2 separate regions of the Homo sapiens genome follow, and region 1 is linked to region 2. A link is a contact called in ENCODE Hi-C or POLR2A ChIA-PET data. All regions are on one chromosome and are shown on one strand. The core of a region is the stretch at or near the end of the contact, and the rest is flanking DNA. Distances in the headings are between cores, read along the strand shown.

Region 1 (4,568 bases), core at 1-2,500, 59 kb after region 2:
GCCTTATTAGAACATTTCAGCTGAGTTTTCAATTCAGGGACATTTGGAAATTTTTTTTTAATCTAAAGTAGAATTCCTAAGTGAGGTAACTCTGATGTGAAAACTGACTCTGGAAACCTGGATTGGTGACTATGATGGTTCAGCAAGCTGGGAATTCACTTATAACATCATTTCAAGTTAGAAAAATTGGTGTTGTGTTTGCAGTCATCTGTAACAACATGAAGTTTCAAGGGTTTTGGCAGACCCACATGAAGTACTTTGGAGCCTAAAAGTCACAGAGGCTAACTCCCTGGATACGTTTACTGTTGCTCTCAGAGATGATGGAATGACTAAAAAGCCATGAGAAGGGCTCTTCATAGAGGCCCTTTTCTGAGAAGTTTGCGTTGCATGGCATTAGGAAGAAGGTCATGTGCTTTTCAAAAATTCCATCTGCATAGGAACGAGAGCAATGCTAACATGAAATGGAGCAGGATTGCTGTATAGTTTTCAAACTATTCATGCATTCACTCAACAGTGCATTCACTCCACAAATATTTTCTGAGCTCCTTTTTGTTTTGTTTTGAGACAGGGTCTCATTGTGTCACTCAGGCTGGAGTGCAGTGGCACCATCACAGCTCACTGCAGCCTTGACCCCCGGGCTTAAGTGATCCTCCCACCTCAGCCTCCTGAATAGCTGGGACTATAGGCAGGCACCACCATGCTAATTTTTGCATTTTTTGTATAGATGGAGTTTTGCCATATTGCCTAGGCTAGTCTCAACTCCTGAGCTCAAGTGATTCACTCTTCTCAGCTTCCCAAAGTACTGGGATTACAGGCGTAAGCCACCATGCCTGGCCTCTGAGCTCCTTCTACGTGGCAGTTCCTGGGAGCCACTGGGGATAGTTGTCTGATGAACTGTATATTCTAGCAGAGACTGGGGGCTGGGTAGTGGATAGAGAGAGATGGTAAACCCATAAAATAAATGTAGAAAACAAGATTATAAGAGCAAGTAACCATACTTTTGAGAGACAATGGATTAAAAAAAAAAGAGAGCTTCTTCACTATCTCAAAGAAAAACATGTATGTTGAATAACACCTCCCAAAATGTAGTCATTGAAATGTGTTTTAGGTTTTTGGAAAAATTATCCTGAAGGAGCTGGCATTGATTTCCTTCCTGAATCTGTAAGCAGGTAAATAATGGAATCACCATGCGGCATCAGACTGCGAGGCACCGCCACCTGATTGAGGGTCCTGGAAGAAGCAGCGAAGCCTGCAGCAAGCTCAGCTCACAAGGCTGCCCAGGTGCCTCTGCAGCAGGCAGTCTTTTTCACTTTGCCATTGAGTTTGCTGCCCCCTAGCTTTCATAAGGCATAATCCCGAGAGTAGGTTATGATTAGTGATGGAGGAAAGAAAAATCTCCATGAAGCCCGCATCTCCAGTATGGTGACTGGGTCTGATAAGCGCGCCATGCATGTCTTGTAGAGGCAGCTTCCAGAACTTCCTGGTCAGGTTTAGAGGTGGTGATCTGATTGGAAAAGCTGGAGAGGGGCAGGCGGGGAAGTGTCTGGAAGCTACTCATTGCTTTTACTTAGATGTTTGTTATTTGGAGGCTTGGAAAGAGGTCGATGGGGTACCCCTTGGCCACTGAGTCCCCTATCAACGGGCATCAGCATCTCACTGGGTGGGGATGCTCTGCTTCCATGGTTGGCTCTGTAGTCATAGGAACTTGCCGTGGTGGTTGTTGTTTAGAATATAATATACAAGCCTTTATTAATATATTAAATACCAAGAGCTAGTCGTAGCTCTATAATTTTAAAGTAGTGATGAATGTAATGATATTTTAAAATATCTATAACAACTGTAAAATGATATGAAAATAACTGTGGATTTCATTGGTGATAAAGTCATAGATATTGCTAACACTACTGTGGTTTGCTGCCTACATTTATAAAGGAAGAAACTGCTAAATTTCAGTTAGATGTTAGTGAATATGAAAACTTTTTTTTTCAAATTCAAGTTCATGGACCTGCTAAATTCAATCCTTGGCCCTTTGGGGGTCTGAGGATTCCAGTTAAAAAAATCCTGACCTATAATAAGACCAAAGTACTCACATCGAGAGAGTGAAAGATAAAATAATAATAGAAGTCAACTTAACATTAATAATATTAATAAGAGGAATTGTTTAATATGGTCTGTGTATTTGCAGGTTTCTACTGCTAGAGACATACAAAATTCAGTATGGAGTAAAAGCTATGTCTTGAAAAGGACCAAGATATAAAATGACACTAAATTAAGGTGTAAATATTTTCTCAAAAAAGTTTAAGACTTGGCCAGGTGCGGTGGCTCACGCCTCTAATCCCAGCACTTTGGGAGGCCAAGGCGGGCGGATCACGAGGTCAGGAGATCGAGACCATCCTGGCTAACATGGTGAAACCCGGCCTTTACTAAAAATACAAAAAATGAGCCAGGCGTGGTGGCGGGCGCCTGTAGTCCCAGCTACTCGGGAGGCTGAGGCAGGAGAATGGCGTGAACCTGGGAGGCGGAGCTTGCAGTGAGCGGAGATCCCGCCACTGCACTCCAGCCTGGGCGACAGAGCGAGACTCCGTCTCAAAAAAAAAAAAAAAAAATTAAGATTTATCCATTGCAAGTTCAAATACTATGTGAAGATATGATCAAGGAGAAGAAACGCCATGATAAAGTAGAGCTAATGACAGAAAGAAGAAATCAGTTAGGTTTTTTGATGCATGTATTCTTGAGAACAGTCTCTCAGGTATTGTGAAATCTTCGTTAATCAAGGTATAGTATATGATGATGTTGTATAAGAGACCTTCAGCAAGAAACTATATTGAGTCACTCTAGATTCATATATGTGCATGTGTGCATGTATCTATATATGGGTTCATATATATATGGGTTCATAAATATATATGGGTTCAAATGCCAATATTAGAGTTATTGATAACAAATCATAGATTCCAGGCAGATCACTGGAGTTCAGGAAAGAATATTTAGCAGGAAAATTGGCCAGGTATGGTGGCTCACACTTGTAATCCCAGCACTTTGGGAGGCTGAGACGGGCAGATCACTTAAGCTCAGGAGTTTGAGACAAACCTGGGCAATATGGCAAAACCCCATCTCTATAAATAAATACAAAATATAGCCAGGCATGGTGGTGCATGCCTATAGTCTCAGCTACTTAGCAGACTGAGGTGGGAGGATGGCTTGAGCCCAGGAGGCAGAGGTTACAGTGAGCCGAGATCATGCCACTGCACTCCAGCCTGGGTGATAGAGCCATACTTTGTCTCAAAAAAAAAACAAAAAACAAAACCGAATATGTATATTTAGTAGGAAAATTATGTCGCATTTGGGCTAGGACACTGCTTTGGTGGACTCTCTTATCATTTGGTTCTTGTACCAGGACACAGACCAACCCCTTAGCTAAAAGGAACTCCCTGTTGTTTTTGCCTTTCCTCTACTGTAGTTGGATTCCTACAGTATTTTTCTGTAAAATAACCATTCCTATTTCTTAAGCATCAATGAAAAATAATAGTATTTTTCTTCTTCCAAAAGCTTGCCACTGCTTGGTTAAAAGAAGGGAGGGGGTGGGGAGATTGATGGGGGCAGGGAGGTTCACGATGCCATTACTTGAGCTGGCAGCCTCTTTGCTGCCCAACTTCAGGGAAATGATAGGAAGAGCAGGTATAATCAGGACAAGAAGGTCCCCAGGTTAGAGGGAGAGCAGTCATTCTGCCTGCTGACTTTAAAATGCTTTCTTGTCCTCTTATTTTAGAATGCAGGTCTGGTGACTGTCACTACCACTCCTCTCAACTGTGGCCCTCGACTGAGGGTGCTCCTGGGCCGCCCCGCACATGAAAAGCTGCTGATGCTGCTCCCCGTGGGGTACCCCAGCAAGGAGGCCACGGTGCCTGACCTCAAGCGCAAACCTCTGGACCAGATCATGGTGACAGTGTAGGCAGGGCCCCCCAAGGGAGTGGCAGGGAGATGGCGCCCCTGCTTTTCCCTGAGCCTCTCGCCTGCTCCTCTTGGGTCTCTTGGCTGCTCTTTCTCCAGGTGTCAGGTCCCCTCATTGCTCTTCTCAGGTGGCCACACTATGTCAAGAAGCCTCTCCACACTCTGTGGCACTTCCAGTCCCATAAATCCTGTTTCTTATCCACTTTGGAAATGCATGAACACTTTACAAAGAACATGCCCGGGTTTTTACATTTTAAAAGTTATTCTAGACAATCACTATTGGCTTTTTTCTTTTATTTTTAAAAAACTCACATAGAGGAGACAATCAGAAATTTACCATAGTCCCAAGAATTCAGCTACATGATGACTCGAATTTAAATTTAGATTAATCAAATGGTCTCCTGTTCTCTGATTTCTGGTGGCTTTTAGACACTAATTTTTGAGAACTACTTTTTTTTTTTTACCAAACTTCAGGGACACTCTGCTAGTTTTGAATAAGTAACCATCAAAGTTACTAAAACATGGCCAGGCGCAGTGGCTCATGCCTGTAATCCCAGCACTTTGGGAGGCCGAGGTGGGCAGATTGCCTGAGCTCAAGAGTTCGAGACCAGCCTGGC
Region 2 (4,519 bases), core at 208-2,707:
GGGCAGGTAGGTTCCATTCCTATACTGCCATCAATCCATAGGAACACAAGGATGAGAAGAGATAGTCCTGCCTCAGGGGTTTCCTATCTGTCAGGGAAGGTAGGTGCACAAATAGCCATACTTCTACGGTTCATGTTAATCTTCCTTTATGCAAATCTTCAGAATACAGTGTGGTTGTTTAGATAGAATCTAATAGGACCATGTAGGATCTATTGTCTAATAGGTAATTGTGTCATGGAAAAATAAAATGTATTAATTCAACATTTCATGGAAACTTTGCAGCAGCTTCAATTGGTCCTGTTTGTACCTCTCACCCCACCTTGTGGCCATTTATCTGAGTTGCAAGGTCAGTTCTTGGGTGAATCCTCTTGGAAAATGAATTTGCAGATCTAAATGTATCTTGAAATGTTACCAAACGTCTCAGAGAATGACAGCCTAACTGTTGAATGGGACATCTTTTGTACTTTGGAGCCCTGGAAACTTCTCAGTACATTTTGTCTGGCTGTTTTTTGAAACTGAAAAATATTACCTTTTCGCTTAGGTGGTTTTCATGAGTTGATTTCTAAAGAGGAAAGGATCTTTTAAGTGTTTTTTCCAGCCATGTTTTGTTAGACCAAGACAACCAGAGAGACAGAGAGAGAAAGAAAGAGAGGAAGAGAGAGAAGAAAGGTGAGGAGAGGAGAGGGGAAGAAAGAGAAAAATTAATAAAATACAAACAGTAAAACAACAACAACAACAAAAGCAAAACCAACTATTTTTGAAAGCACTAAATCTTAAATAGCACAAAAGTAAGATATTTTGTTCCAAATATATGAAGGCATTATATATGGCTATCCCATCTATCAAGTGCTGTATAGTTTTATGATCAAGACGTATTTATTAAGTAGCCTTTTTTTCCTACTAGGCATGGTGCAAAGTGAGTTAAGCAGATTAATTCCAAAGGCTTAAAGTAGCAACACCATTATTAAAAGTTACTATTATTCCAGAAGGAAAAATAAAATAGGAAAAATTAGCAGTTTGTTATTAGGTGTAAATAGTGATAACAAGAACTCAAATACTTGTTGGTGTCAAGAGATCGGGAATGGGAACCTTCAGTCTTCAGCCATGATCTTCATCAATTGGTTTTCCCATTATATGAGATTACATTTTGACATTTTCCACTCCAAAGCAACTTTAAGTCCTGTCTTCCAACCAATTGCTGCTCCTAACTCTCTCCTATAGAAATTGTGGAGCCACCATCTCTAAACATCCTGCCTAACAGGACTTCTAGAAGTTCGCCAAAGGTCTCCTCAACCCCAGTTCAGTGATATAATTTTGGTTTCTGAAGAGTGTTGACATTTATGGATCGTCTGGTTGGAGAACTAAAGAAATTTCTGGCAAGTGGATACCACATTGACAAGGTGCTCATCAGCTGGGTGAGTGAGCCAGTTAATTACTCTAGTGTGACTCACAAGCCTGCCAGTCATTAAACAAAGCAGGCTGTTCATTGTGTTTAACTGCGAGATCTGCCAGACTCAACTCAAAAGGTGGTTTCCTTTAGCTGCAAACTGCGTGCAATTCAGATCTCTCATTCCCATGACCATAAGACTGCAGGCTAATGTGAGGTCAAAAAGTATTCAAAATATCTGGCGGAAATGCCTGGTTCATATTTAAAACAAAGGTTTAGTAAAAAGAAAAGATGAAAATGATTTGAAAGGGACTAATTACAATAACCACAAATGAACCAAATAACAAGTCAAAAATTTAGCAAGAAGTCCCTGAATAGCTACTTCCCTGAGTGGCTAAGATGGCAGGTTTAAAGAGATGTAATGTGGAAGATTATTTTAATGCCCAGGAGAAAACATATATTTCATTCATAGATAATAGATATAAAATCTAAATCAGATGGGCTCACAGAGAGAAGAACAGAGAGGTAAGGAAAAAGGAGGCAGTGGAGCACATTCGTTCACTCATTCATTCATTCATTCATTCAGCATTTATTTATCGAGTGCCTAAATCTATTCATTCATTCAGCTCAGCATTCATTTGAGTGCAGGTACTCACCTAGGCAAGAATGATACCAAAGCCAGAGAGTCTGTGTTTATGGAGCTTCAGCCTAGATGGAGGCAAGAACATGAATAGTGTCAGCTGGGACCATGGCTACTAGGAGAGGTAGCTGTGCCGTATAATATTTTTAAAAGGAACAAATAGGCACAGAAAGGCTCCTGAGAAAGTGACACTTGGGTTGAAAGGGGTTAATTCCTAGACAAGAGGAGAAGAGTCCTGCAGGTAGTGGGAACAGCATGAGGAAAGGCCCTGTGGCACGAGGAGCCCGGTGAGTACAAGGGCCTGTGAAAGAGCAGTGTGGCTGCGGCGCAGGCTGTGAGCTGGTAGGACCTGGAAGATGCAGGGCTCTGAGGGCCGTGTCGGGAGTGAATCGGTAACATGCTCTGTTCCCCTGCTCCTCTCAGAAAGTAAGTAGATCTCCTGCTTAGAGGAATGTGACAAGGCAGAAAAGAACTGCAAGGCTCCTCTGGCTTTGGTTTTCATAAAAAAAAGTGTTAGTGGGTGCCTAGTGTAGTGGCTCACGCCTGTAATCCCAGCACTTTGGGAGGCCGAGGTGGGCAGATGCCTTTGAGTCCAGGAGTTTGAGACCAGCCTGGCCAAAATGGTGAAACCCTGTCCGCCAAAAAATACAAAAATAAGCCAGGCATTGTGGCTCATGCTTGTAGTTCCGGCTACTACGGAGGCTCAGGTGGGAGGATCACTTGAGCCCAGGAGCTGGAGGTTGCAGTGAGCCGAGATCACACCACTGCACTCCAGCCTGGGTGAGAGAGCGAGACCCTGTCTCAAAAATAAAAATAAAAATAAAATAAAATAAAATAAAATAAAATGTGTTAGGGGAATGCAAGGGACTCCCAATTCAGGAAAAATGTTTAGAAGGTCTCCTTCCATTAAACTTGAAAGAGTTCCCTGGGGGCTGAGGAAGGAAGAGGAAGGTGAGGAAAGGGGTGGATGTGGGTGCAGAGGATCCCACTGAGAGGGTTCCTGCTCTCCACTCTTCCTAGAGAACCCAGGGTGGTCAGGGGGCTTAGGTGGGAGTGGGGAAGGCCCACGGGAAGGTCAGGCAGCTGGGGCCTTGGGCAGCCTCACAACATGGCTAAGGGGCATCAGAAAGAGCCACTGAGCCTGGCAGACCATGTGGTCCCATTGGGGCAGGATGAGGGATGTTTCAGCAGTGACCCAGGAGGACCCGTGACAATCTGGGCCTCTGTCTGGACCCCTCCCCATACACATCATGGGAGACCCCTAGACTGTAGATCCAGTCCCAGGGAAGGCAGAATCGGGTGCGTGAAATTTACAGATTAACTGGGATGTGATTCTTGCAAATGCAACCATACCGAGATAACAGAGAGGAAAGGAGGTGGGGGAAGAGAGACCTTTTATTTCTGCACTTCTATAAGCATAGACTACCTCTGGAAAGATAGGCAAAAATCACTGGCTGTGGTTGTCTTTGGTGAGGGAATACGTGACAAGGGAGATAAACTTTGGCTCTTTGTCCTTTTGAGTTTTGTGACACACGTACCACTTACTTATTTTCAAAAATGTGAGCAATGTTGAAAATCCTAACACTAGATAGAGATGAATTTGTTTATTTTTTGTGGGGTTTTCAATTTGCTTTAGCAGACGAGAAAACTTAGAATCTAGTGCTTTTACCAAGGGGCTCCAACTCGCCTTAGTCGGGGGACTGCAAGTACATATGACTTCAGGAAAAATCTGTGCCACCTGCCTTGTGTAATATATTATTGTGTCTTTGTACTTACATAGATCAGTAAGCTATTTCTGATTCTTTCAGTAGAGCACGTGGGATGAAACTTAAATAAGAATAGGCCGCATTTGGTGGCTCATGCCTGTAATCTCAGCATGGGAGGCCGAGGTGGGCAGATCACTTGAGGTCAAGAGTTCAAGACCAGTCTGGCCAACATAGTGAAACCCCATCTTTACTAAAAATACAAAAAAAATAGCCTGGCGTGGTGGCACAGGCCTGTAATCTCAGTCCCTCAGGAGCCTGAGACATGAGAATTGCTTGAACCCGGGAGGTGGAAGTTGCGGTGAGCCAAGATCGTGTCACTGCACTCAAGCCTGGGTGACAGAGTGAGACTCTGTTTCAAAAAAAAAAAAAAAAGAATAGTACTTAAACTTCTTTTTTAAAAGTTCAATAAGAAAAAGTTCCTGAGTCATTCTAGGTAAGTCAATGCAGTTATATTCCTAGTAATAGTAAAGGATGTTGGGAGATTTTATTGGCTTGCATGTTACTCCTACTCCAGTTATGATGGTATTTTCTCATTCTATTTCCGACTGTGCTTTAAATTTTTAGAAAGAGGTAGAGGATTCTCATTTATATGTATTCTTTCTCATTTCTAAATTGACACCTCCATATGTATGGTACAGGTTGTATGTTTCATTTGCGACAATTATTTAATTATACAGTTTTCACATTTTTCAGTTAAAAGAGAATACAAGAAAGCAGACGTGAATG

The links. A loop is a pair of places that touch in the nucleus more often than their neighbours do. ChIA-PET counts read pairs that join two places held with the same protein, here RNA polymerase II (POLR2A). Pooled maps may share reads with other maps.
Region 1: a map of Caco-2 shows a loop between it and region 2 (8-fold over the local background). The contact joins two enhancer-like sites. A Hi-C loop is called at or near these places in 16 of 168 maps with a recorded cell type or tissue (CD8-positive, alpha-beta T cell, Caco-2, Calu3 and 11 more), 1 of 37 single-sample maps with no recorded cell type and 18 of 50 pooled maps. POLR2A ChIA-PET finds 5 or more read pairs at or near these places in 2 of 52 experiments (K562 and OCI-LY7).

Annotation. Positions count from the first base shown.
Region 1 is chr6:150,394,286-150,398,853 of GRCh38, forward strand. IYD (iodotyrosine deiodinase) reads left to right here. Exons shown (of 5, transcript NM_203395.3): 5 at 3,770-4,568. The coding sequence ends at 3,952. Among named protein-coding and RNA genes, the nearest start is that of IYD, 28 kb to the left of the region's middle. Within about 2 kb of position 1,251, at least 2 of the 41 ENCODE cell types and tissues checked have a DNase peak (open chromatin) inside an H3K27ac peak, as active enhancers do.
Region 2 is chr6:150,334,999-150,339,517 of GRCh38, forward strand. No RefSeq gene overlaps it. Among named protein-coding and RNA genes, the nearest start is that of IYD, 32 kb to the right of the region's middle. RefSeq lists a silencer at 175-469. Within about 2 kb of position 1,458, at least 3 of the 41 ENCODE cell types and tissues checked have a DNase peak (open chromatin) inside an H3K27ac peak, as active enhancers do.